Regions from separate parts of the Homo sapiens genome. Here region 2 is linked to region 1. A link is a contact called in ENCODE Hi-C data. All regions are on one chromosome and are shown on one strand. Each heading gives the region's core, a stretch centred on a gene start or an enhancer-like site at or near the end of the contact. The rest is flanking DNA. Distances are from core to core; before and after follow the strand shown.

Region 1 (7,231 bases), core at 415-2,914:
TTGTAGAAGGATGCTGACAGCAACTGCAAGATGTTTGCAGCTCCTAGGTTGGCAGCTAGTGAAAAAGAAGTGGCAAAGGATGTCTTGGTGGGTGATTTTCCTCTAAAACAGGAGCTAGTAGCATGACCTCCCCAAGAGTCATTCTGTTGCTTAGAGGCAATGATAAGTATTTCACTATTTAAAGGGCTGTCCTCAGGGACAAGGAATCACGAGATTATTCTGTATAGCTGTAGAGGGCTATTATGGGCTGCACTGGTTTAGTTTTTCTGCATAACAAAACTCTACAAAACTTATTGACTTAAAACAACATTTATTTAACTCATAATTCTGAGAGCCAGCAATTTGGGCTGGGCTCAGCTGGGTGGTTCTGCTGACCTGGGCCAGGCTTGGCTGATCTCAGCTGGGGTTCATACATGCATCTGCAGTCAGCTGTCATGCTGGCTGTGGGTTGTCCCCAGGACTTGAGAGAGTAAGAGTCTAAGCTTAGGAAGGCCTAAGCTGGGATGACAGAGTTCTCCTCCATGTGTTAGTTCATCCTGTAGCAGACTATACTGATCTTGTTCTCATGCCAGTGACAGGGTTCAGAGTGAGAGAGCAGAAGTACGTGAGGTCTCTTGAAGTCTAAGTTCAGTAATGGCATGACATTACATTTGATCAAAGCAAGTCATAGATCAGTCCTGCAAAGTCACATGTTAAGGGCATGGATACAAGGAGGAGTGAAAAAGGGTGACCATTTTTACAACCTACCACTTGGGGGACACATTTTGACCTGATATTCAAAGCTCCTTCTAATGAGTTGAGCTGCTCAGCCGTGGGACAGATTGTCCTGCTGGCCATGGGCCTGCTGTAGAGGAAGGACTACCTCTCAGATGATCAGAATGGGACCACTGGGCTGCCAAAAGCCCTTCTGATTCCAAGTGTTTATTTACCAGGAAATTATTTTCACCTACCCAGAGTCGAAGATTTTCATAATTAAAGAATAGGAAAATTGGAATAATTTCCCAAATCCTTGACTGCCCCATTCATGGCCAAATTTCTTCACCCCCCACCCCCTGCCACCATTGCTGACCAGCCTCCTCTCTCTTCCATTCACTCATGTTGCACCCCCAAGTCCTGGCCTTGCCCACGTGTACCTCTGATCACATCCACCAACCTGTCTATGCTTAGTGTCTTGTTGGGGGTAGAGAGCAGAAGACAAAGGAGAAAGCATGCTCTTAAAGACAAAGGCTGCTGGACTCCGAATTTATATTATAGTCTCTAAAGAATGATGTGTGCTGGAGAAGAAAAAAGACACAGCACGTGCATATTTTTCAAAGAAATGCACACGTGCGGAGAGTGGAAAATTAAAGAAGCCAACAACCCAAACCGAAGTTGGTTCTGAAGGAGGGAGATATAAACTTGAGCTCCAGAGCTGGAGCCAAGACAGGAAGTGGGCTTGGCTTGCACGAGGTGCATATGCTGCATGGAAAACCACTCTACGCTGCTCAACTCCCTGTCTTCCTAATTCCCCTCAGCTTCCAGCCTCTGCTGACCCTGGGAACAATGCAGCACTGTGCTGAGACTGTGCCTTTTGTAATGGCCTGGGAGAGGAAGAAAGGAGAAACTGGTCTGGGCGTCTGCGTGTGTGAATCACCCGTGTCACATGGCCAGGCCGGCTGCAGCGTCTCCCCGGGTCTGCACAGGGCACACAGGGAGCATGGCCTGAGCCCATGCCTGGAGGCTGGTCAGCCAGCTGCAGAGTGCCCCACTCTGAACCACACAGCCAGGGAGAGGATGGAGAAGGGGGAAGGTCTGGTGCCATGAGGGCCTTGGAGGACATTCCTTGTTGCCGTGGGGGCAGGCTCTGGGCCCTGGATGTCCCCCGCAATCCCAGATCATTTGTGGAGATTGGGTCTGATGTTCGTGAAAGTCACAGACTTTTTGGTTCATCACTGAGACCTGCAGGACGCTGGCTTGTCTGTTGATTCAGGCAAGACACGTCTCCTTCAGTGTGGGGGCTTTCTCCAAGGACCAAAATATGTCCAGGGTATGGAGAAACCACCTTATTCTGGAGAAAAGAGGGTACAATGAGGTGGGCAGGAGCCAGGGCTGTTCTGTTTTCTAGAACCTTCTAAATCCTGGCTTTAGAGTCACAAGCAAGAGACGCTAAGGCAGGCTCCTCGGAGGGCAGGTTGGAAGATGGTTGGTGTCAGGACAAGAGGAAGATTCGGGCCAGACACCAAGAAAGGCCTGCGCTGTTTGAAGACAGAGCAGATTACTGAGGGTGGTTGCAGCACCCCCCCAATCCCTGTTTCTACTTGGAGAGGGCTTGCACTGCGTGGAGGCACGGGAATGGATCTGTGACCCTGGGCAGTCGGAATTAACCTGACCTGGCCAGCCGAGGTGCCTTCTCACAGACACCCTGCAGAGGGCAGTGTGGTACTGCGGGCAGGACTTTGTTGCCTCATCAACTTTTCTTTCCACCCTGCGGCCCTCCTAATCTTTTAAAATCAAAGCTGCTTAGACACAACCTGAGCGCTGCTTGAATGACATGGATTTAGCCTGGTGCTCTGGGCCCCCTTTGCTGAGGGAAGCCCTCCAGCCTTGGATGTGCTCAGAGAGCTTACCTAACTCTCCCCTCTGCCTGCTTCCAGGCCTTGGGGACAACAGCTAAAAGTGGCTGTGTAGATGGGCAGAATTTGGTTGTACATATGTAGAGCCTCAGGATTTTCAAAACACATTTTCATCTGCTCCTTGAACCCATTCTTAGAGGTGGATGGGATGCTCCGTTTTATAAGAGAGAATTGAGACCCAAAGAGAGGGGAAGTGACAGCTCACGGGGGCCCAGCTGATTCGAGGCAGAGACACGTGGGGGACCCTGGTCTTCTAACCCTCAGTCCAGTGCTCATTCTACCCCTTGCGAAGCCCCTGAAATGCAACCGGTGTCAGTCCCCTCCACCAGCCGACCTCCCCCTCTTTGTGGTTCTGTTTTCTCCCAGGTGAGGGGGGGTGAAGATGCCTCTGCTACTCCTAGATCCTTGAGCCACTCCCTGGCCAACTGTATGATCTCTGGTAAGTCCCCTCGCTGGGATTTGCTTTTCCTACCAGAACAATGAAGTTATTGGATCAGATGATCTCGAAGGTAGCTTGGAACCTTGACCTTTCCTGGTTCCATGTTTGGGCTGTGTCCCCAGTTACAAGTTATTTGGTCGAATTGAAGAATAGAACCTTGCAGGGTGGTGGGTGACAGATGCAAACTCCAGCTGTGAATCTGACCAGACTCTGTGCATTGAGCTGGTTGTTTTCATGTGGAGGGTGCAACCTTGTTCCCCAGGACTTGAGAGAGTCAGGTCAAACCACATGAGGACATTCTGCTTGCTGACAAATGGCATAGACGGTGGTGTCAGTGGATGTGAGTGACAGTCGTCAACTGTGCCCCACAGAGCTCCACACTGAGAGGCCGGTTGTCGGATGCTGGGGGGACAGTGCACTCTTCCAGGGCTGTGCTTCCTGCTCCATCTCCCTAGCAGCCCTTTGTATCCCCGGCAGTTGGGAGTCGGCACGAGCTCTGTTTCTGTGCTGGTTGCCTCAGCAGGTCTGCTGTTTTCCAGGAGGAGTGCATAGGAAAAAGAAAGAGCCAAACCCTTCAAGGCACACCCAGGGTCACAATTACAAGATATACTTTGGATGTGTGGGATGGGGAGGAGTGGAAGGACAGAGCAACATAGACAGAGCCTGAAAGTCAGAATTCCTTTTTGACATCATCAACCACCATTCATTGAGCACTGAGCATGTGCTAGGTACTATGTACCCACAACTGGGTACAACTCTTAATAATCTCATTTTACAGATGATGACATTGAGGCCCAGAGAAACTGTGTAACTAGTCCAAGATGGCACAGCTCAACAGAGGTAGAGTAGTGATGGCTAAGTGCACACCCTTAATTCCTCCTCTAGGCTCTATCCATCTCCCTGACTGAATTATCATCTTTATTATCTCACAAGAAATTAGGCATACCGCCTTAAAAGTAAGACTATGCTCATGAGTAAACTGAGGAAGAACATCTGCCATCTGTACTGTTCCCAGAAATCTGGGAGATGATCTGTTTTTCTTTCTATCTATCTATCTATCTATCTATCTATCTATCTATCTATCTATCTATCTATCTGCCATCTCTGAGTCTTCTCCAGGTATCCCACCAAGTAGGAAGTTGGCTATGATTTCCACATCCATACTCTTACATGTTCTTCTACGAAGTTCTGCAGAGTAGCAAGGGCTGGTGGTGTATTCCTGAGATGAGAAAGTAGAGACCCGGCAAAGGCTAGTGATTTACTCAAGGCCCCAGAGCTGGTTGGTGACTGGCCTAGAACAAGAACCCAGGTTTCCTGACTCCTGGTCATAGTGTCCTATTCACCATGAAAAGACTTCTGGGAAAAGAGATCTGACTTGGCCAGGGAGACCTGGGGATGCTGGCTTCCCAGCCATAGTGATCCTTGCCTGCAGGTGCTTTGAGTTCCTGGGGTTTCTGTGCTAATCTGTGCCCGGAGGCCCAGCCCTGCCAGGATCAGCCGAGGATTTGAGTCCTAATGCAGGTTCGGATGGGAGATTTTGTGGGATTCATCCTACATTTAAGGCCTGGTGTGGGTAGCCAGGGGCTTTCCCATAGAAACCACAGCTATGTACTGTGTCAGGGCTAACAGTCCAGGGGGAGTGCAAAGCTTTGTGCTGCAAACCAGATCTGCTCACCAAGCCATTGCTGCAGCCCTGCTGTCCTGGGGCAGCTGGAGACAGGGAGAGCCCATGGCAGGGAGCCTCTGGTGAAGGCTTAATGGCATTTGCATGGGGTTTCATACCACACAGGCATGGAGTGGCTTAGATTTCTGAGAAACCGTTCCACCCTGTCTGGATGGCTTAAGGGAAGCCTTTGCTGGAGGAAGGGACCTTGACACATGATTTTTAGAGAATTTTTTCTACTTAGGTTATTGCTTCCTCCCCCTAGTTTTGCTTTTCTGCTTAAAAAACTGGCATGGTTAAATGCCTGTAACGTAAAACTTCAACTCTTTACCTTGACAATAAGTTTACCTTCTTAGCTCATCTTTGCTACTCTCTTCCTCTGGCCCTGTCCTTTCTCTTGTTTCTATTTTCCTAACCCTATTGAACAATTGTGTAATCTTGTGTAAATCCCTTGTGTTACAGCCTGTAGTTGTTAGACAGAGCATAGATTTTCAACAGATCTGAGTTTGAATCTCAGCAGGCAGTCTCCAGCCTGATGTGTGAACTTGGCCAAGTCACTCAATCTTTCTGAACCTTGATTTATTGTTCTATAAAATGGGAGTAATGACATCTAACTCTCCTAGGTGTTATGGAGGTCTAAGGGGGACCTGTAAGTTCTTAGAAAAGTAGAGAGTCTCTGAATTTGTTGGAATGAGGAAGTTGAGTGAGGAAGAGTGAATCTATTGAATATGGAGAAGAGATTCTGAGCTTGACTTTAGTCACCAAGTAATTGAGTTCCTGTAATGTGATGTGTGAATCTGTGGATTAGGAGATGTGGCTTTGGGACATCTGTGGTCCATGCCTGTCCTGGAGTGTGAGTTTGAATGCATGGTGATGATGGCAGTTGGTGTAAATGTGTGGGATAAAAGGAGCTATCTGACAAGCTTCCCCAGAAGAAGGGATCTGGTGTGACTCAAGCACCTTAGGCAGCAGGAAGCTGGAGGGTGAGTGTGTGATGTGAGATGGCCTGAGAAAGGCCTGCTAGGCTGGAGAATGGATTGCATGGCATTTATCTTTGTGGGAGTAGAGATGGTGTTTCATGGTCTTTTAAATGAAATTTGAGAAGGTGGGGGATGCCGGGAGATGGAGTGCTTTGAAGCTCCACCAGTAGAAGGTCTCATTTAGGCTGAAAGAGGCTTTGGCTAAAGACAGAAAATTCAACATAGTATGGGGAGAGCAGGTTAGTGGGGAGGTATGTGAGATGACACCACTGTGGCACAGCCAGAACTTGAATCAGTGTCCAAAGGAATTTCCTCTACCAGAGTAGTTCTTCCAGTTTTTGCTTGTAAGAGCTCACCCACCTCGGAGAACATCTCAAATGGCATATTCGTTTAAGTTTTTCATTGCTTTGATGGTTCAGACAGCAGCCCTCAAGCCAACATTCCAGACTCTACTCAGCCTTAACAAACATTTAGTACTAGATGGTCTGTGTCTCCATGTCACACCCCTCTGATTCCTGCTGCCCAGGCAGATGGGCCACTGGAAGCAATGGAGAGGCCACTGTGGATGTGAGCACCACAGGGTTGTCAGAACACCATGGGTACAGCAGGGTGGAGGGAGGCTTCTGGCAAAGCCCAGCCAGGAACAAGTTTTCTTGTCCTCAGCAACATCTGGTGGCCATGACCTTCCCATAGCCTCCTGGTGGAAAGCTGCCATGGAAAGGAGGAGACCAAATGATCGGTGTCTTGCATTTGCATCCTGTGTCTCTACATGATCTTCATGATTTCTAAGCAACTTGCCTGAAGCCATATGGGCCTGGGATGGGTTTTTCCAGGAAGATGCAGAGTGGGTGTTATTTATTTAGATTTAATTTGCCTAATGGGGATTGATTTCTTAACATCTCTCAGAAGTCCTGTAAGCATTGGAGTCTGTTATCCTATGAAGGAAGGCACATGTAACACTTCTCTTATGCCCAGAACCCCAAAGGGAATTTAGGTATTGTCACCCAATTACTGTTTTCTTTCTTATCTGGTAAAGCAGGAAGAAATCTGGCCACCGCTGGGCTCTTGTTGGAGCCTCTGCTCTAACTGCAATAGAAGTGAGTAGTGTTACTGCAAACTCTACCAGGTGGTAATAGTGTAAAGGGCATGAATTAGATGACATGGATTCATGCTGTGGCTTTGCCATAGTGGTCTCAGCTCCAGCTCATCCATCTGTAGAGCGGGAAAAATAATAAAATCTACTTCAAACGTTTGCTGTGATAATTAAAAGAGATTACGCATGTAAATATAAAAGAAAGGAAACCAACAGCATGTGAGGAACACTTCAAAAGAGTCATCAGTTCTTTCACCTGGGCCCTAACAAGTCTCTAGTATTTGGGGCTGGGAGTTCTAGTTATGTTGTTAACAGTTGCTCATCAGTGGAAAGGCTTGAGGTCCTACACCAGGTGAGGGCTAAGCTCAGTTTCATACCTCTGAGAATCTCCAAAATTTTTCTTGGGTGGTCTTCTGCAGACCAAGCAAATCCAATTCTGCTCAA
Region 2 (7,365 bases), core at 4,800-7,299, 1.0 Mb after region 1:
TCTGTTGGAAAGCCACCACAGTCGTGGAACCCAAGGCAACCTACATAACCTCCTCAGGCCTCCATTTCCTTGTGGGTAAAACCTCATGGAGCTGCTGTGAGGATTCAACCAGTTAATGTCCCCAAAGCCCTGAGAACTGGGAATATTCAGCACCTGTTCCCCTACTGTTCTATTAATGATTATTACCATCTTTTCATCTCAGCCCTTGCTATGAAGTAAAGTGGCCTTCATCCACCCTTAGACAAATGAGAAGTTTCTGCTCCTTGGAGAAGATTTTAAGGAAGCCATTTCTAGAATGTTCCTTATTCCCTCCTCCCACTGCCTTGTAAGCTCATAACTCCTGGGAACCTCTGGCCAAGATAAAGTCTCCCTCTGGTTCCTACCCAACCTCCACCGCTGTCTGTGCCCAGTGAAGAGGAAAACCCAAGATGGCACCCCTGATGTCAACCCCTGGGCACTGAAGAGCACAGTTCTTACACCCTCCGACCTTCTGCCGCCTCACTGTGTTGCTTTCCTCCCTCCTAGGCCCCTTCGTCCCCAGGCTCTTCCCCTACGGCCCCTCCTGTGTTTCACAGAGCTGCACAGCACACTGCCCCTTAGGCACCCCACTGACCGCACACCCCAGAGTCTCAGGCCCAGGAGCAGAGCAGGGAGACAGAAGCGGTGGCATCCTCACTCTGCTCAGCTCAATGGCTGAGGCCACCAGGAAGCCATGTGTCCCGTCCTGTCCTAGTCACGGGGCAAGAGGAGTCACTGGGGCGTCCCTGCCTTGCCGATGGCCTGATTCGTCACCAGGCACACCTCCTTCTGGGGTGGCTGAGCCGCTTCCCTGACACCTGTGAGCACCAGGTCCCTCAAGTTCACAGAGTAATCTATCCAGCCAAAGAGCACAGGATTCGGATGCCTGTCACTCAGCCTGCCCTGCAGTCACCTGGGTAGCCAGGGAGGCTCCCACATGGCTCTCTCAGGCTACCGGGGCCCAGCAGTGGAGGTAGAGGAGGAGGAGGTGGAGGATGCATTAGGAGGTGCACAGAGGGAAAAGGCACCTTCTCTGCTTTCCTTTCCAGAGGTGCCTCAAGTCGGGGGACAGGAAAAGGAACTACGGGAAGGCCTCCCACGTGGCACCTCCTGCCCCCAGAGTGTCTCCTGGCTTATCCGGGGGAAGCTGCTCACCCTACCATTGCAGGCACACTGCCTGGAGCAGGTGCCAGCTGGGATCCTTCTCCCCAGTGCTCCTCCCCAGAGGCTCTCACGCCCGCCCCCCACACAACTGTATCCCCCACCACTGTGGTCCTTTCCTCCCCTTTCATCTCCTCCGACCCATATAACCCACATCTGTGAATCCCTGCTCACAGCCCGTGACCACCGATGATTCCGGCTCTGGACGGACTACTCCACTCCTGTCTCCCCACCACCCTGTACTGCCCGTGCTCAGTGGGACAACCCATACAGCCCCTTAGCGATAGCACCATTCCCCTGGGGTCCCCGCGGTTCAGCAGCCCAGAAACTGTGTCTCCCACCCTCTCCCCAGTGGTATGCTGCTGGTCCAAGCTCTGCCACACACCATCTGCCTTCCCCTCCATCCACTTAAGCCACACTCTGAGCCATGGGACCCCCAAGATTCCACATCTAAAATCTGAAAACCCCACTCTCCCACTCTAATCGTAGTCTACTATGAGAGTGAGAAGAATGAGGCAAGAGAGCAGAGACGATTTTACGACAGAGAGCCTTTGCTCACCCCGCTTGAGTTTTCAATCCATCAGCCCTCTCTGGCTCTGATGCTTTGCCTAAGGAGACCGAAGCCCATAGCTCCATGCTTGGCATCAGCTTGTCTGGGGCTCCCCTGCCCTGCAGCACCTCAGCCCTGTCCAGTCAGCACTGTCCCTCCTGCATGGCACTGCTGAGCCCCACAGGGAAAAGTGCCACTATTGAGTGAGCTGACATCACACCAGAATCCCCAGGCTCCGAGGGCCCCACATCCTGCCTGGGAAACTTATTAGGGGCCCCTAATCGGATTATTTCCCCCACATTACCCTCATTTCTCCAATGCATGGTACCACCTTCCCTCACTCCTAGCAAACACCCTTACCTTCTCCCTATCAGAGAAAACCAAGGCCAGCAGGTGAGAACCTTCCCATCTCCCCATCCCAACCCCTACAAAGCTATCCACAAAACCGCCCGCCACACTCTTGTCTCCTCCCCTGCCAGTCCTCCTCTGTTCCCAAAACAGCCCCTTCCTGCACGCTCCCCACCTGCTTGTCGGCCCCCCACGCATCAACCATCCCATCTCCCTCTGTGTTGGTGACAGAGGAAATGGGGAGGACGGAATAGAGAGGAACCGCGGCCTGCAGACAGAACTGATGGACCTTGCTCAAGAATTGACATCAGGATGAGAATGAGGGAAAGTCAGGGATGTCTTCTCCACCCAGTGTCCCTCAAGCAACTCAAATACAATGTGTTCCACGTTGAACTCATCCTGTAAGCTCAGGCTCTTGGCCTCTCTTATGATTTTATCTAATGCTTTACAAAGTACAAGTTCAATAACAACACAATTTGAACTCATCATCTTCCCCACTAAGCCATCCCTCTTCCTTCTCTTAATCCTTCTTTAGCCCCCTCCTCTTATTCCCCATTCCTCCTCCTCCTCCTGTTTGCTGTCTCAGAGAATGGCACTGCATCCACCCAGCTGTCCAAGCCCAACCCCCGGCCTCAGTCCTGACTCTTCATTTACCCCTTCCATCCAATAAGCCACCAGGTGCTAGGAATCAGTGACCTCATGGACCACCCTCACCCTCGGCCCTTCTCTCCATCTCCCCAGCCCTGGTTCATTCAGATCATGCTCACTTCTACCCTGGATCCTTGCAATTCCTGCTGCAGGGATGTTCCACCCAATCCCACACCATGTATTGTCCTCCACGCTGGACATCACAGTTGCAGTTCATGTTTTTTTGTTTTGTTTTGTTTTGTTTTTGAGATGGAGTTTTGCGCTGGGATGCCATGGTGCAATCTCAGTTCACAGCAACTTCCGCTTCCCGGGTTCAAGCAATTCTCCTGCCTCAGCCTCCAGAGTAGCTGGGATTACAGGCGAGCGCCCCCATGCCCAGCTAATTTTGTAATTTTAGTAGAGATGGGGTTCCACCATGTTGGTCAGGCTGGTCTTGAACTCCTGACCTCAGGTGATCCACCCGTCTTGGCCTCCCAAAGTGCTGGGATTATAGGCATGACCCACTGTGCCTGGCCCAGTTCACTTTCTAAACACCAAACCAATCATGCCCATCCTCTGCCTAACTTCTTTCCTTGGTACTTAACTTTTGGTCCAGAGTTCAAATCCCTCAGCAACACACCCCAAGTCGTTCCTGATGTGCCCTGGCTTCCTCTTCCTCTCGTTCCTCTTCCACCTGCCGCCTCCCTTCACCACATGTATCCCCAACCATGCGCCGGTGTCCAGGCTCATTGTCCAGCTCGTGACTTAAAGGTTTTGCCGGCCAGGCATGGTGATGCACTCCTGTAATCCCAGCATTTTAGGAGGCCAAAGTGGGAGGATCACTTGAGTCCAGGAGTTCAAGACCAGCCTGGGCAACATAGTGAGATCGCTGTCTCTACAAAATAAAAATTAGCCAGGCATGGTGGTGCACACCTGTAGTCCTAGCTACTTGGGAGGATGAGGTAGGTGGGAGGATTGCTTGATCCCAGGAGCTCAAAGCTGCAGTGAGCTATGATCATGCCACTGCACTCTAGCCTGGGCAACAGAGTAAGACACTGTCTCTAAAAATAAATAAATACAGACATAAAAATAAGATAAAGTCTCTGCGCATGCTGCTCCCTCTGTCTGAACCCCAGCCCCCAACACCCGCACCTGCACATACATGCATGCATGAGGCACGTACATCCTCCCGCTCCTCTCCCCAATCTCAGCTTCTTCCTTCCAACTCTGCCTTCACCCTCTCTGAGACACCTTCCCTGACACCAGACTTAACTATTTCTCCTAACTTGCCCAACATCCCCTACTGGAGGGGTACCGCCATCCATGGAGGGCCATCTTTGGGTGTCGGGGCTGTTTCCTTCCACAAGAATCTCAGCCCTTCAGGACAAAGGCTGTAATCTTCTTCATCTTCATCATCTTCATAGCCTGACATCCTAATACCGAGCCTGGGATATAGTGAGAGCTATTTTTTTTTTCTTTTTTTTATGACGGAGTCTCACTCTGTTGCCCAGGCTCGTGCAATCTCAGCTCACTGCAACCTCCACCTCCCAGGTTCAAGTGATTCTCCTGCCTCAGCCTCCCAAGTAGCTGGGATTACAGGCACCCGCCACCGAGTCCGGCTAATTTTTGTATTTTTTAGTAGAGACGGGGTTTCACCACGTTGGCCAGGCTGGTCTTGAACTCCTGACCTCGGTTGATCCACCCGCCTTGGCCTCCCAAAGTGCCAGGATTACAGGCGTAAGCCACCATGCAAGGCCGAGAGCTACATTTAGGCAGCACTTACCGTGTGACAGAAATGATTTTATATTCTCAAAGCAAGTCTTTTAAGATAGAAACTATCCCAATATTTAAAGAGGAAGTAAATGAGATTCACAGAGGTTAGAAATATGTCCAAAGGCACATAACTCAAGAGTCTGATTCTGTTCAAAGACTACCTCACCTCCATGGTTACGCTTTTAACCACCACATCTTATTATGTAGTTAGTATTCAAGACACATCAAACAGATTCAGGGATGACAGTGGTGACTGTCCAAATGTAGAGAGCATAAGAAGAGGGATAGCCCCGTGGGCATGACCCATGCAGTCATACAAGGCTGACACTTAGTTTAATGTTCTGCTATTTCTGTCTTGACATTCTTAATAATTTCTGAATAAGGGACTCCATATTTTTATTTTGCCCTGGATCCTATAAATGAAGTCAACCAGTCCTCCATAAGAACCACACAGGAAGCAAGTTTCAATGCAGACTCCCAGGCCCCTCCCCGAGCTTCTAACTCAGGGGATCTGGGATAGGGCCAGTGGTAACAACGTCTCCAGCTGACTCCTTCTGGACCACTCCTCTTCAATGCAACAGACTCTCCAAGGGCCCGATGTAGGCTCAGCTGCAGTTCTGCATGCTGCCACACAGTGGCAGTATAGCCCCGGTGTTTGCTTAACGTTCAAAGAGGCACAGTTAGTTCCAGGTGAGAGATGTGCTTGACATCTTCAAGATCCCTGCCCAGCCAGCCATCTTCCCACGTGGATGCAATGATGCTTCCTCTCGGCAAAGGTTTCTAGGTTGCACTGCACATCAGTGAGTGTGGTTCCTGCAGCTAGAGCCACAGCGGAGGTGCTGCTCACCCACTCACCCATAAAAGCTACCTCTTCAGAGGGTTGGGTACAAGAGCACTAAGGGTAATGGAGGGGAAATGGGCAAGGAGATTGTGGCATCCTCAGAAGCCCTCTGGAAAAGTTCAAAGAATGGACAAGGTGGCAGCCCTGGGGCGTGAGGTCTGGCAAACACCTGACCCAACAATGGCCCCATAGTAACCCCTCCCGTTTTATACAGTCCTAGTTTTCAAAGCACCTTCACATCTAGTCTCACACTAATACCACCCTGCTATTTGAGGCTGATAACATCCCCAATAGACAGATGAGGAAAACAGGCTCAGAGAAGGTGGACAGCATAGCCCCAGGCAATGGAAAACGAAGTGGTGGGAAAGGATCCAAGCCCAGGTGTCCTGACTCCGGCCTTTTTCTTGCCTTATCCCTCCCTGGTTCACAATCACCATGGAACCTAAGAAAGGAAAAAGACCCTGCCTGGGCTCCATGGCAAACCAGTTACATCAGAATGTCTGAAGCTGAGGTACTGGCATCAGTTTTTGTTTTAAGTGCCGCCGTCGAGTCAAATGTTCACCGAGGTTGAGAAACACCAGGCTTCCCAGGAGGGCAGGCACGGGCTGCTCCACCCAGGGATAGCAGCTCCACCTGGGGACAGCAGCCCCGGGGCTGACTGCTCTTTGCAGCAACTCAGAGGGCAGGGGGAAGGGCCAGCTGCAGCACGCATGCGCCGAATGAAAGACAATCAGACCCCATGCAGGGACTGCTGAGCTTCAAGCTCCAGGTCCATCCAGTGCCCAGAGCCCTCTAGGCCCTCTCCAAGCGTCTCACCTGCTTCCATCCACGGGGCCAGTATAACTCAGGGGTGGGTGGCTGCCACACGCTGGAGTTAGGGGTCCCCAGACCCAGGGCAGGAGAGTTTGGGCACTTCTAGTTACACTTTTCCTCATCTGTAAAGTGTAACTAACAATAGTGCCTGTTTCACGGATGCACAAGGATCCGCTGAATGAATACTTTTGGGGCTGTGGCCAAGTGCTGGCCTTGGCCCGGTGCAGCCTAGAACACACCCTCCTGGCATGGCTCCATCTATTCTTGGGGATCTGGTTTTCCTGCACTCCAAGAAAGCTCATCTTGTGCCATTTCCAAAAGCTGTCTTGCATTCCAGCTACACTTATGTCACACCTGGTAAAGGGCCCGCCATCCCTCCGCCTCCCTACACTCACCAGATGGAAGGTCTGGAAGGTAGTGGATTGGGCCAGGCCCCTAGGGAGCCCCTCCTCTGTGGGAAGGGATCAGACTCCAGCCACAGGAGAGGGGAGTGACAGGAGAGGCCAGGCCCTGGGCCACGTACCGAGGAAGGTTAGGGGGGCAGGGACTGTGGGCCTCAAATGGTGAGCTTTCTCCCCCCATGGCCCATTGCAAAGGCAGGGGTCGGGGTGCATAAGCCCCCTGGAATTCACTGGAGTTGAGAGGCCAGCAGAACAGAATGGCAGATGTAGGTGAGCTCTGATGTGGAACTCTGCTAAGAAAGGCCACATTCTGTGCCTCCTTCCACAGTCCCTCAGCCTGCACACCTTGACACACTCATAGCCCTTTGTTTCAATTGATATTTGCTGGTCTGGACACCAAATCCCTTGGGCCCCTTAGAGAGCAGCATCTGAATTCTCAGTGGTGTCATCCTTATGAATAAGCCAGTTAACCACAGCCCTACTCCCTTTCTTTGGGGGCTGAGTGGAAATGTCTCACCCTGGGCAGGAGGGAGCCTCCTTTATTTCAGGGGCCAGACAACCCCAATCCCAACGTTTCCTGTTCCTTATCTCCCACTGCAGTGTTATCTGAATGTGCGAGGGAGGAAGCCGGACCCACGCTCCACATCTCCCCATCCCCAGCCCGTGACTCATCCTGCCCCTGTACAGCGCCAGGCAGGGGCCACATGGGGGCAGAAGCCTCACCTGGGAGTCCTGGGGCTGCACTGGAGGGTTTGATCTGGATTCAGGAGGTTCCCATTCCTTCTTATTGCCATTTCATGAATGGGAAACGGAAACGGCCTTTCCCATTTTCC

What was found. A loop is a pair of places that touch in the nucleus more often than their neighbours do. Pooled maps may share reads with other maps.
Region 2: a loop to region 1 is called in a map of PC-9, with 10 times the contacts of the local background. The contact joins two enhancer-like sites. A Hi-C loop is called at or near these places in 5 of 168 maps with a recorded cell type or tissue (CD4-positive, alpha-beta T cell, GM12878, PC-9 and 2 more) and 8 of 50 pooled maps.

The regions. Positions count from the first base shown.
Region 1 is chr2:217,708,849-217,716,079 of GRCh38, reverse strand. The region is part of intron 2 of DIRC3 (disrupted in renal carcinoma 3); the gene reads left to right. Among named protein-coding and RNA genes, the nearest start is that of DIRC3, 78 kb to the left of the region's middle. RefSeq lists an enhancer at 2,306-2,355. Within about 2 kb of position 1,664, at least 19 of the 41 ENCODE cell types and tissues checked have a DNase peak (open chromatin) inside an H3K27ac peak, as active enhancers do; they include right lobe of liver, where a contact is called at or near this core.
Region 2 is chr2:216,664,540-216,671,904 of GRCh38, reverse strand. No RefSeq gene overlaps it. Among named protein-coding and RNA genes, the nearest start is that of IGFBP-AS1, 26 kb to the left of the region's middle. Within about 2 kb of position 6,049, at least 10 of the 41 ENCODE cell types and tissues checked have a DNase peak (open chromatin) inside an H3K27ac peak, as active enhancers do; they include right lobe of liver, where a contact is called at or near this core.